Regions from separate parts of the Homo sapiens genome. Here region 2 is linked to region 1. A link is a contact called in ENCODE Hi-C or POLR2A ChIA-PET data. All regions are on one chromosome and are shown on one strand. Each heading gives the region's core, a stretch centred on a gene start or an enhancer-like site at or near the end of the contact. The rest is flanking DNA. Distances are from core to core; before and after follow the strand shown.

Region 1 (5,632 bases), core at 1,543-4,042:
AAAAAAAAAAAAAAAAAAAAAAAAAAAGAAGCAAAATCTGAATTTCACTCATCTTGAGTATGAACTGGCCCTAGTAACTTGTTTCTAACTAACAGAATGCAACAGAAGTGATGCTGTATGACTTCCAGGGCTTAGTTAGAATAGGTAATACAGCTTCTAACTGGCTTTCTCTCAGGAAGGTTCTCCGTGGAACCAAGGTTCTATGCTGTGTGAGAAAGCCCTGGCCACGTCAACCACCAAACATGTGAGTGAGGAAGCCTTCTAGATGATTCCACCCTAACCACCATCTGGCTAGAGCTGGATGAGAGACCTGAGGGAGAGCTGCCTAGCTGAGTCCAGTCAATCCCCAGAATTGTGAGAGAAGATGATATATGATTGTTGTTTCATCTCACTAAGTTTGGGATGGTTTGTTACACAGCGGTTGATAACTAGACCAGAGACCTTTCCTAGAAACGCTGGAGAACACGTGCCAGGATGGTCCTGGACATCTCCATTGTTTGCTGCTTGCTTCTCTACTGTGCCCATTGCCTGTGCTTTCACCAAACCCCCTATTAACCAGACATTGTCAGCTACCAGAAGTTTCCTGTCTTAGGATCTTGACACTTTTGAGACTCTTTGAAGTTACGAGACATGATGGACTTACTATCAAAAACTTGGCAAGCACAGTTACATCAGCAAGTGTTACTTTGTTCAAGTAAGAGGGGAAATAGTGCAGCATGGCAGTTAACCCTGTGCTCTCTAAGCTTTTACTGAATTTCAGTGGGTCATTCTAGAGACTTGGTAGCCACATGCGTGTCAGTTTGTTGATATTCAGTATTGATTATTCTCATAGGAGCTGTATATAATTGTTTTGAGCTTAAAACAAAGAAAATGATTAGTTTATGGTTCTAATCTTTTGGATTTTTTTTTTTTTTTTTAGACGGTGTTTCACTTTTGTCGCCCAGGCTGGAATGCAGTGGCGCGATCTCGGCTTACTGCAACCTCCACCTCCCGGGTTCAAGCGATTCTCCATCCTCAGCCTCCTGAGTAGCTGGGATTACAGGCGCCCGCCACCACACCAGGCTAATTTTTGTATTTTTAGAAGAGACAGGGTTTCACCACATTGGCCAGGCTGGTTTTGAACTCCTGACCTCAGGTGATCCACCCCCCTCGGCCTCCCAAAGTGCTGGGATTACAGGCGTGAGCCACCACGCCTGGCCTTGGATGTTTTAAAGTAAAATTTTCCCCACTGCAAAATAATAGATATGTGTTGTAGGAACTTTTGGAAACACAAGGCACAAAGGAAAAAATACCTTCATATTTCTCCTTTTCCCATCTCCCCAGAGACTTTTTTCTCCTTATTTGTTGGCATATGTCTTTCCATACTCTTCAATGCATATATATTCACAGGATAACATTATATGTGGTATTTTAGAACCACATTTCTAACATTCCATTTATCATGTTTTGTATTTGCATAGTATTCCATTTCGTAGTTGTACCATAATATCTTTAGACAATGCTTGTGGTCAAATAATTTCCCCCAATATTTTACTGTTACAAAAAATGTTTCGATGAACATTTTGGTCTAAAGTTGATGGATCAAGGAATATAGGGGTCATTATAAGTTAACAAATACAGCGTCAGATCATGGTACTACTCTGCTGAAAATCCCCCTTGGCTCCCATCTTACTCAGAGCCAAAGCTAAGGTCTTTACCATGACCTAAAATACCCTCAGCCATCCGGAGTGTGCATGTATGCATACACACAGACATGTACATGCCACTCACTCCTGCCTCTCTAGCTCATCTTCTCCTGCTCACCCCTGACTTGTTCCCCTGAAGCTATTCCTGGAATACACCAGGCAAGCAAGCCCCTGTGTCAGGGCCTTGGCACTTCTTCCTTCTGCCTATAACAATTCCTCCAAGTATCCACAGGCTTCCTCTTTCACTTCCTTTGTTGCGTTGGCTCAGATATCGCCTTATCTGAGTGCCCTTCCTTAACTATACAATACAAAATAAGTTCATGAATCTGCCCTCACCCCTACATTCCCTGTTTCCTTTACCTTGTTCTATTTTTCTATAACATTTACCTGACAAATCTTATGTTTGTTTATTGTCACTCTTCTTCCAGAATGTAAGCACTGTGAAGTCAAGGACTTTGTTAGTTTTGATCACTATTGTATCCATGGGTTCTAAAGCACTGCCTGGCACATAGTTGGCACTCAGTAAGCTAAGAAATAATAAGACTAACATATTGGGATTGTGGCAAGGAGGTAAGTATACTCCACTTTTTCAAGGGGATTATAAAGGGCATCATTTTTAGGTGGGAGATATTGGACATAGGAGTTTGTGAACCAAGAGACAGAGAAAGATGTTACTTGGAGATATGGAGGTTATAAGTATCAGAAGATTAGAAGTTCCGGGGATGTTTTAAAGTAAAATTTTTCCCATTGCAAAATAATAGATATCTGTTGTAGGAACGTTTAGAAATACAACTAAAGCACTTTTTGCTTTACTTGGAGTGGGTGGGACTGGAATTGGGAGGAGGGGCCATGGAGAGGCTGCTTTTTTTCATTGTGCATCTTTCTGTAAGACGTGAATTTATACCATGTACACCAATTACTTAAATAATAAGAGCATGTTTGGACTTCCAGTTTCTGGTGATGGCTGGTTATGAAAACTTGAAGAAACAAAATAATGGCTTTTTTTAAGTGAAGAACTAAAAAAACATTGAACTTCCAGGCCAGTTTTTGGATAAAAGTCTATAACCAGGGAGGGAAATGGAATACTGGAACAAAAAGCTGCCTGTGCTGAGACAGCAGTTGCTGATACCACAAACACTTGTCTGCTGTTTCTGTGGCCTGGCTGAGCCAAGAAAACATGTTAAAGCACAGAGCCCACGCAAGACAGTGTGCTTGCAGGAGACCCTACCAACAGGAATCGGATAACAAGGAGCTAAAGGTAAGGAGGAGTCAGAGCTGAACCCAGTGCCCTCTTCCCAGCAGTTGTAATGAACTGTGGCTACCTTGGTGCTCTTGGAGCAGGGAGGAAAAGAAATAGAAAATACAATTTCCCTGGAAGGCCTGTGCATATCTGCTTCCCTGAAGATTAGCTTCTCAAATATACATAGCTGGTTGGGCCAAGGATTCTCAAAATCTGAATTCGGCAGAAGCACAGCAAGATCTCTCTGGAAGAGGGCTCATCTCAAGCGTCAGGAGACTCCCGTTAAATACTTATTCAAGAATAATGTGTGGCAAGCGATAAAGATTACAAGTTACCCAAGCAACTTGAATATGAATGAGAATAGAAAATCACAGAAGCCCAGCTTCTTCCACTTAGCATAATCATTTGAGTCATCCATGTTGTCATGTGTATTCAGCAGCTTGGTCCTTTTAATTGCTGAGTGGCAATCCATAGTTTACTCATCCATTTACTAGTGGAAGATTTGTGTTGGTTCCAGTTTTTAGTGACAGTGGTTAAGCTGCTGTTAACATTCACCTAGAAGTTTTTTTGTTTTGTTTTGTTTTGTTTTTGAGACAGAGTCTCGCTCTGTCGCCAGGCTGGAGTGCAGTGGTCCGATCTTGGCTCACTGCAACCTCCGCCTCCCAGGTTCAAGTGATTCTCCTGCCTCAGCCTCCCTAGTAGCTGGGATTACAGGCACATGCCACCACGCCCAGCTAATTTTTGCATTTTTAGTAGAGACTGGGTTTCACCATGTTGGCCAGGATGGTCTTGATCTCTTGACCTCATGATCCGCCTGCCTCTGTCCCGCAAAGTGCTGGGATTACAGGCGTCAGCCACTGCGCCCGGCCTCACCTAGAAGTTTTTATGTGAATCAAAGATTTTGTTTCTCTTGAGTACATTCCTAGGAGTGGGATAGCTAGTTATATGATAAATATGTATATATACTTAGTAGGAAATTGCCAAACAGGTTTGCAAACTGGTGGTGCCACTTTGCATTCCCACCAAAAATGTATGAAAATTCCAGGTGATTGGCATCCTCACCAGAATTTGATATTGTCTGCAGTTTTGATGTTTTTGCTATTTTTTTGTTTTGACTTGGGTATACGGTGCATTTCATTGTGTTTTTCATTTTCATTCTCCCAATGCAAATGATGTTGTGTATTTTTTCATATTCTTCTTTGCTACAGGTATATTTTCTTTAGTGAAGTGTCTATTCAACCCTTTGGCACATTTTTGAAAAACTGGATTGTATGTTTTCTTACTGAATCTTGAGAATTCTTTGTATATTCTTGATACAAATCCTTTATCAAAAATATGGTTTTGGCCAGGTGTGGTGGCTCACGCTTGTAATCCCAGCACTTTGGGAGGCCAAGGTGGGCAAATTGCTTGAGCCCAGGAGTTCGAGACAAGCCTGGGCAGCATGGTGAAACCCCATCTCTACAAAAAAAAAAAAAAGTACAAAAAATACAAAAAATTAGCCAGGCATGGTGGTGGCACACGCCTTTTGTCCCAGCTACCTGGGCGGTTGTGGCTGTAGTGAGCCATGATTGTGCTGCTGCACTTCAGCCTGGGAGACAGAGTGACACCCTGTCTTTAAAAAAAAAAAAATTATATATATATATATATATATGTCAAATATATATATATATATGTCAAATATATATATATGTCAAATATATATATGTCAAATATATATGTCAAATATATACATATATATGTCATATATACATATATATGTATATATATACATATATATGTCATATATATAACATATATATGTCATATATATACATATATATGTCATATATATATACATATATATGTCATATACACATATATATGTCATATATATACATATATATGTCACATATATATACATATATATGACATATATACATATATGGCATATATACATATATATGGCATATATATACATATATATGGCATATATATACATATATGTCATATATACATATATATGTCATATATATACACATATATGTCATATATATACATATATATGTCATATATATACATATATATGTCATATATACATATATATGTCATATATACATATATATGTCATATATATACACATATATATATGTCATATATATATACGACATATATATATGTCATATATATATACATATATATATATGTCATATATATATACATATATATATGACTTGCAAGTATTTTCTATTTTCTCCCAGTCTGGCTTGTTCTTTTGTTTTCTTAGCAATGTCTTTTGAAGAGCAGACATTTAAAATTTTGATGGAAGTTCAATTTATTGGGTCTTTTTCTTTTTTGAATTGTGCTTTTGGTGTCAAATCTAAGAAATGTTTGGTAAACCCAAAGTTACAAAGATCTGTCTTCTAGAAAAGAGGTGAGCAAACTTTTTCTGTAAAGGGCCAAATAGAAAATATTTTAGGCTTTACAGGTCATAGTCACTGTTGTAGCATGTAAGCAGCCATAAAATACATAAATGAATAGGTGTTCAGTAAAACTGTTTTTACAAAAACAGATAAAGATTTGGCCCATGAGCCTTAGTTTGCTAACTCTTGTTGTAGAAGATTTAGGTATTGCAGTTAAGGTATGATCCATTTCTAGTTACTTTTTTTATGTGGTGCAAGCAATGGGTGGAGAGTTTTGTTTTTGTTTTTGTGTATGTATATACACTTAT
Region 2 (5,632 bases), core at 1,195-3,694, 55 kb after region 1:
GGGATGTGAAGGACCTCTTCAAGGAGAACTACAAACCACTGCTCAAGGAAATAAAAGAGGACACAAACAAATGGAAGAACATTCCATGCTCATGGGTAGGAAGAATCAATATCGTGAAAATGGCCATACTGCCCAAGGTAATTTACAGATTCAATGCCATCCCCATCAAGCTACCAATGACTTTCTTCACAGAATTGGAAAAAACTACTTTAAAGTTCATATGGAACCAAAAAAGAGCCCGCATCGCCAAGTCAATCCTAAGCCAAAAGAACAAAGCTGGAGGCATCACACTACCTGACTTCAAACTATACTACAAGGCTACAGTAACCAAAACAGCATGGTACTGGTACCAAAACAGAGATATAGATCAATGGAACAGAACAGAGCCCTCAGAAATAATGCCGCATATCTACAACTATCTGATCTTTGACAAACCTGAGAAAAACAAGCAATGGGGAAAGGATTCCCTATTTAATAAATGGTGCTGGGAAAACTGGCTAGCCATATGTAGAAAGCTGAAACTGGATCCCTTCCTTACACCTTATACAAAAATCAATTCAAGATGGATTAAAGATTTAAACGTTAAACCTAAAACCATAAAAACCCTAGAAGAAAACCTAGGCATTACCATTCAGGACATAGGCGTGGGCAAGGACTTCATGTCCAAAACACCAAAAGCAATGGCAACAAAAGACAAAATTGACAAATGGGATCTAATTAAACTAAAGAGCTTCTGCACAGCAAAAGAAACTACCATCAGAGTGAACAGGCAACCTACAACATGGGAGAAAATTTTCGCAACCTACTCATCTGACAAAGGGCTAATATCCAGAATCTACAATGAACTCAAACAAATTTACAAGAAAAAAACAAACAACCCCATCAAAAAGTGGGCGAAGGACATGAACAGACACTTCTCAAAAGAAGACATTTATGCAGCCAAAAAACACATGAAGAAATGCTCATCATCACTGGCCATCAGAGAAATGCAAATCAAAACCACTATGAGATATCATCTCACACCAGTTAGAATGGCAATCATTAAAAAGTCAGGAAACAGCAGGTGCTGGAGAGGATGCGGAGAAATAGGAACACTTTTACACTGTTGGTGGGACTGTAAACTAGTTCAACCATTGTGGAAGTCAGTGTGGCGATTCCTCAGGGATCTAGAACTAGAAATACCATTTGACCCAGCCATCCCATTACTGGGTATATACCCAAATGAGTATAAATCATGCTGCTATAAAGACACATGCACACGTATGTTTATTGTGGCACTATTCACAATAGCAAAGACTTGGAACCAACCCAAATGTCCAACAATGATAGACTGGATTAAGAAAATGTGGCACATATACACCATGGAATACTATGCAGCCATAAAAAATGATGAGTTCATATCCTTTGTAGGGACATGGATGAAATTGGAAACCATCATTCTCAGTAAACTATCGCAAGAACAAAAAACCAAACACCGCATATTCTCACTCATAGGTGGGAATTGAACAATGAGATCACATGGACACAGGAAGGGGAATATCACACTCTGGGGACTGTGGTGGGGTCGGGGGAGGGGGGAGGGATAGCATTGGGAGATATACCTAATGCTAGATGACACATTAGTGGGTGCAGCGCACCAGCATGGCACATGTATACATATGTAACTAACCTGCACAATGTGCACATGTACCCTAAAACTTAGAGTATAATAAAAAAAAAAAGAATCTAAAAAAAAAAAAAAAAAAAAAAAAGAATTGAAGGCAGTCCTTGAAGAGACATTTGTATGCCCATGTGCACAGCAGCATTATTCACAACAGCCAAAGCATAGAAGCAAGCCAGTGTCTGTTCTTGGATGAATGAGTAAACAAAATGTGGCATAGCCATGCAATGGAGTATTACTCAGCCTTAAAAAAGAAGGAAATCCTGGCGGGGCACGGTGGCTCACGCCTATAATCCTGACACTTTGGGAGACCGAGGTGGGTGGATCATTTGAGGTCAGGAGTTTGAGACCAGCCTGGCCAACATGGTGAAACCCCGCCTCTACTAAAAATACAAAAATTAGCTGGGATTGGTGGCGGGTGCCTATAATCCCAGCTACTCGTGTGGCTGAGGCGAGAGAATCGCTTGAACCCAGAAGGCAGAGGTTGCAGTGAGCCGAGATCATGCCACTGCACTCCAGCCTGGGCAACAGAGCGAGACTCTGTCAAAAAAAAAAAAAAAAAAAAAAAAAAAGGAAATCCTGTCCCATGCTTCCATGTGGACGAATCTTGAGGACATGATGCTAGTGAAATCAGCCATCCCCAAAAGGCAAATACTGTATGATTCCACTTACATGAGGTAGAGTAGTCAAAACCATAGAGAGAGTAAGTAGCAGGGTGGCTGCAAGAGGCAGGGGGGAGGGGGACCGGGGAGTTATTGCTTAATGGGCACGGTTTCAGTTTCGCAGCATGGTGAAAGCTCTCCACTATCTCTCCCCGACAGCGAGCCCCAGTGGTCCTTCTGGTGTACTGATGTATGAAAAGAACAGCAAGGCCCGCCCCCCACACACACAGCAGGTTGTACCACATACATCCATCCCCTTCTACTCACCCAACCTCAGAGATTGATTTGCTGTTCTTCACAGCCAGGGCGAGATACTTCCCTCCTTCACTTGTTATTTTGTTTTTTCCCAGTCTGCAGAGAGAGTCACACACAGTCAGCCTCCAGCTATGCAGGGGCTCCAATGTGGGTCACCCTCCTCCCCAGCACAGAGCCCCTTCCAGCCCCATCTTGGGAACCGTACACTTTCTTCTGGGATCCACAAGAGCCATGGCCTGGGCCTCCTGTCAGGGAGGGAACTGAAGCCCTGAGGACAGTCAGTCAGGGTTCCTCTCCAGGAGATGGTCCACAGTCTCTGCAGAAGCTCAGGGACCTGAGCCCTCCCTGGGGTCCTCTAATTGACCTCAGCAGCATCACTGACTTCCCTCGGGAGACCTGGGAGGTCCCACTTTGACTGCCAAGGGTCAAGGTATGTGGCCACTGTCAGGGCAGGACCAGAGGCTCCAAGCCTGGCGCACTGTCACCCCCTGCGCAGGGCACACCTACAGCAGGGCAAGGGCCCAAGCTCTTCCTTGCAACCCGACAGGAAACTCCCTTGGGGCAAAAAGACCACCAGAAAGGGTGAGAGTTAGTCCTTTCTTCGGCCTAGTAGTTAATGAAATCAAAATGCCAACCTTTCCCCCTACCAATAACGGGAGGCCCTTCCAGAATCCAAGCCTCACAGATCACACAGAGGTATCTTTACTTGACCAACATGGCCCTGGGACAAGTGGAAGGCTTTAGGATGAAAGCTCTTTACTGTGACATTTAATCTTTGAACAACAGAAGGGGGTGATCAAGAGAATATACTAAGGAACCTGGTGCCTACCCCACTTACTTAAGATGCGTGAGGCCTTTGCATTCATCCAGGATTTTGGTGACGTACCTGGCTCCGACATCGGTGATCTGGTTGTTGTATAAACTTCAAGAGAAAGCACAGCCATGAGACTTTCTGGCTCCTGATGTCATTTTAATAGCCCCTGTTTTTTGAAGCATATGGTGTCTACTGATTTCCAAAGTCTGGGTTGAAAGGGGAACACACAGGCACCAGAGTTTAGGGCTCTGAGGTCTCACAGCTCAGGTTCAAAACCAGCTCCACTACTTTCCCCAGCTTTATGGCCTGAGACAAGTCACGTTACCTCTCTGTGCCTCAGTTTCTCCATCTGTAATACAGAGGTAATGATGATAGTCCCCTTGCAGGGTGGTTATGAGGATCTTAGGACATAACGCAAAGCCCTGGTGCATGAGTGCTCGGTGACTGGCAGGTGATGGGTATTTACAACTAAGATTACATTCAGCGTCTTGAGAAGAAAAGATTCTGAATATTAAAACTTCTCGATGTCTACCTTTCAGCCATCTCACCGCTCAATGCCAATTCAATAGTACAGCAGATGGAAGTTGAAAGGCAGCTAAGCTCAGGCTTCCAGGGTTCCACAGCCACACAGAGCCCTGGAGCCGAGTGTGGCCCGGGGTCGTTTGCGTCCATGTCCTCATTAACATCGAAGGCCACTGAGGCCCCAAGAAACTGAACAACTGCTCCAGCTTGCAGAGCCACCAGTTGTGTGGGGCTGGCCCGCAATCCCTTCTCTCAGACTCCAAAACCTCAAAGGCTCTGAATGCCCAAAGTTTCTCACAATTCTTTTGGCAACTGATGTGGAGCTACTTATAGTCTTTCTTACCACACTTGGTTTGACTGTTTCATACATTCTGCGGGAGAAATATGAAAGTGTTTGAAAATGGGGCACTGCCTTAGACCCCTGCGGCCACGTCATGCCATAGCATGCACTCAGAATCCCCATTCGGGTCTTGCCCCAAAGGCTCTGGATGAGGGATTATGGACCCAAAATAGTCCAGACTAATATGTAAACAGGATTCTAGCATTTATTAAATATATCCCCTTATATTCTCGTTGCATCCCCCAATAACCAGTTGTAAGCCTACTTGCCTATACTGGGATCCCAGTTTTACAGGTGAGGAGGCTGAGGCTCAGCAAGACTTCATGACTGGCCGAGCCACAAAGAGAACCCAGGACTCTCAACTCCTGGGCCAGCGCTCTTCCCAGCCCTGGGCCATCCGTGCCGATCATCCAGGGACCTATGGGAATGTGAATTCCCTGCAGCTCTGTATTATTACTAGGTAGTTGGCCCAGTGTTCTGGAGAAAGACATACCCCAAATAGGTCACAATTTTGTATTTGGTCAGCTCTTCGCTTAGCACCTTTACCCCACCGTCAGTGATCTGGTTTACGCTGAGTCTGAAATAAAACAGCAAAAAAATTACGAGTCAGGGCAGGCACTCATTATGAAGGACCATTAATCTTACAAAGATCCAGAAGCCTTCAGGCCCTGGAGTTTTCTCAGGTATAGACGCCCCTGGAGAATGGCCACAGCAATCAGCCAAATAGCCCCTTACAAAGCCTGGCCAACGTGGGGCCGCCAGACCCATCCTGCACCAGCCCATGAGCGAGGCTGCAGCACAGCCCCTGGCTCCTCACACGACCGTGAAGGACACAGGGAGGACGTGTGAGGCCAGCCACCTCTGACATCCACCCTTTGCGTGTGACCTATGTGTCAGCCAGACCCTGTACCTGGTTCTCGTATGGTGGAGGGCATGGGTTTGGAAATGTCAGGGGCTGCTTTTAGTGGTTGTGACTGGAGGAGGGAGTGCCCTGTCATCTTGCAGGCAGGGCCAATGATGTTAGGTGTCCTGCAAAATGCTGGACAGGTCTCACAAGAACTGTTATACCCAAAATGCCAACAGCTTCCCCCCATCCAGAAACACATGGGCTAACCCTGATTTGTCACTGGAAAAGGCTGTGAGTCCCACTGTCAAAGGAGACTGCTCATGTCATTCTGTAAAGTGTCAGACAGCAAATATTTTAGGCTCTGTGGGCCATGTGGTCTCTGTCACAGCTACTCAACTGTGTAGTGTGAAGCAGCCAGTAAGTAAATAAATGGGTATGGCTGCGTTCCAATAAAACTTTACTTAGAAACACAAGCCTTGGGCCCAATTAGACCCACAAGCTGACCTTGATAACAAGTAAAAGGCTGAACAAT

What was found. Hi-C counts contacts between places; a loop is a spot of excess contacts on that map. ChIA-PET counts read pairs that join two places held with the same protein, here RNA polymerase II (POLR2A). Pooled maps may share reads with other maps.
Region 2: a map of GM12878 shows a loop between it and region 1 (2.7-fold over the local background). The contact joins the enhancer-like site here to the promoter of LINC01176 in region 1. A Hi-C loop is called at or near these places in 4 of 168 maps with a recorded cell type or tissue (B cell, CD8-positive, alpha-beta T cell, GM12878 and 1 more) and 1 of 50 pooled maps. POLR2A ChIA-PET finds 5 or more read pairs at or near these places in 2 of 52 experiments (HCT116 and activated CD8-positive, alpha-beta memory T cell).

The regions. Positions count from the first base shown.
Region 1 is chr7:30,388,093-30,393,724 of GRCh38, forward strand. LINC01176 (long intergenic non-protein coding RNA 1176) reads left to right here and starts at 2,793. Exons shown (of 3, transcript NR_108081.1): 1 at 2,793-2,943. RefSeq lists an enhancer at 2,975-3,593.
Region 2 is chr7:30,443,552-30,449,183 of GRCh38, forward strand. NOD1 (nucleotide binding oligomerization domain containing 1) reads right to left here. Exons shown (of 14, transcript NM_006092.4): 7 at 4,747-4,830; 8 at 3,416-3,499; 9 at 2,590-2,673. Among named protein-coding and RNA genes, the nearest start is that of NOD1, 32 kb to the right of the region's middle. RefSeq lists a silencer at 2,288-2,447. Within about 2 kb of position 2,445, at least 2 of the 41 ENCODE cell types and tissues checked have a DNase peak (open chromatin) inside an H3K27ac peak, as active enhancers do.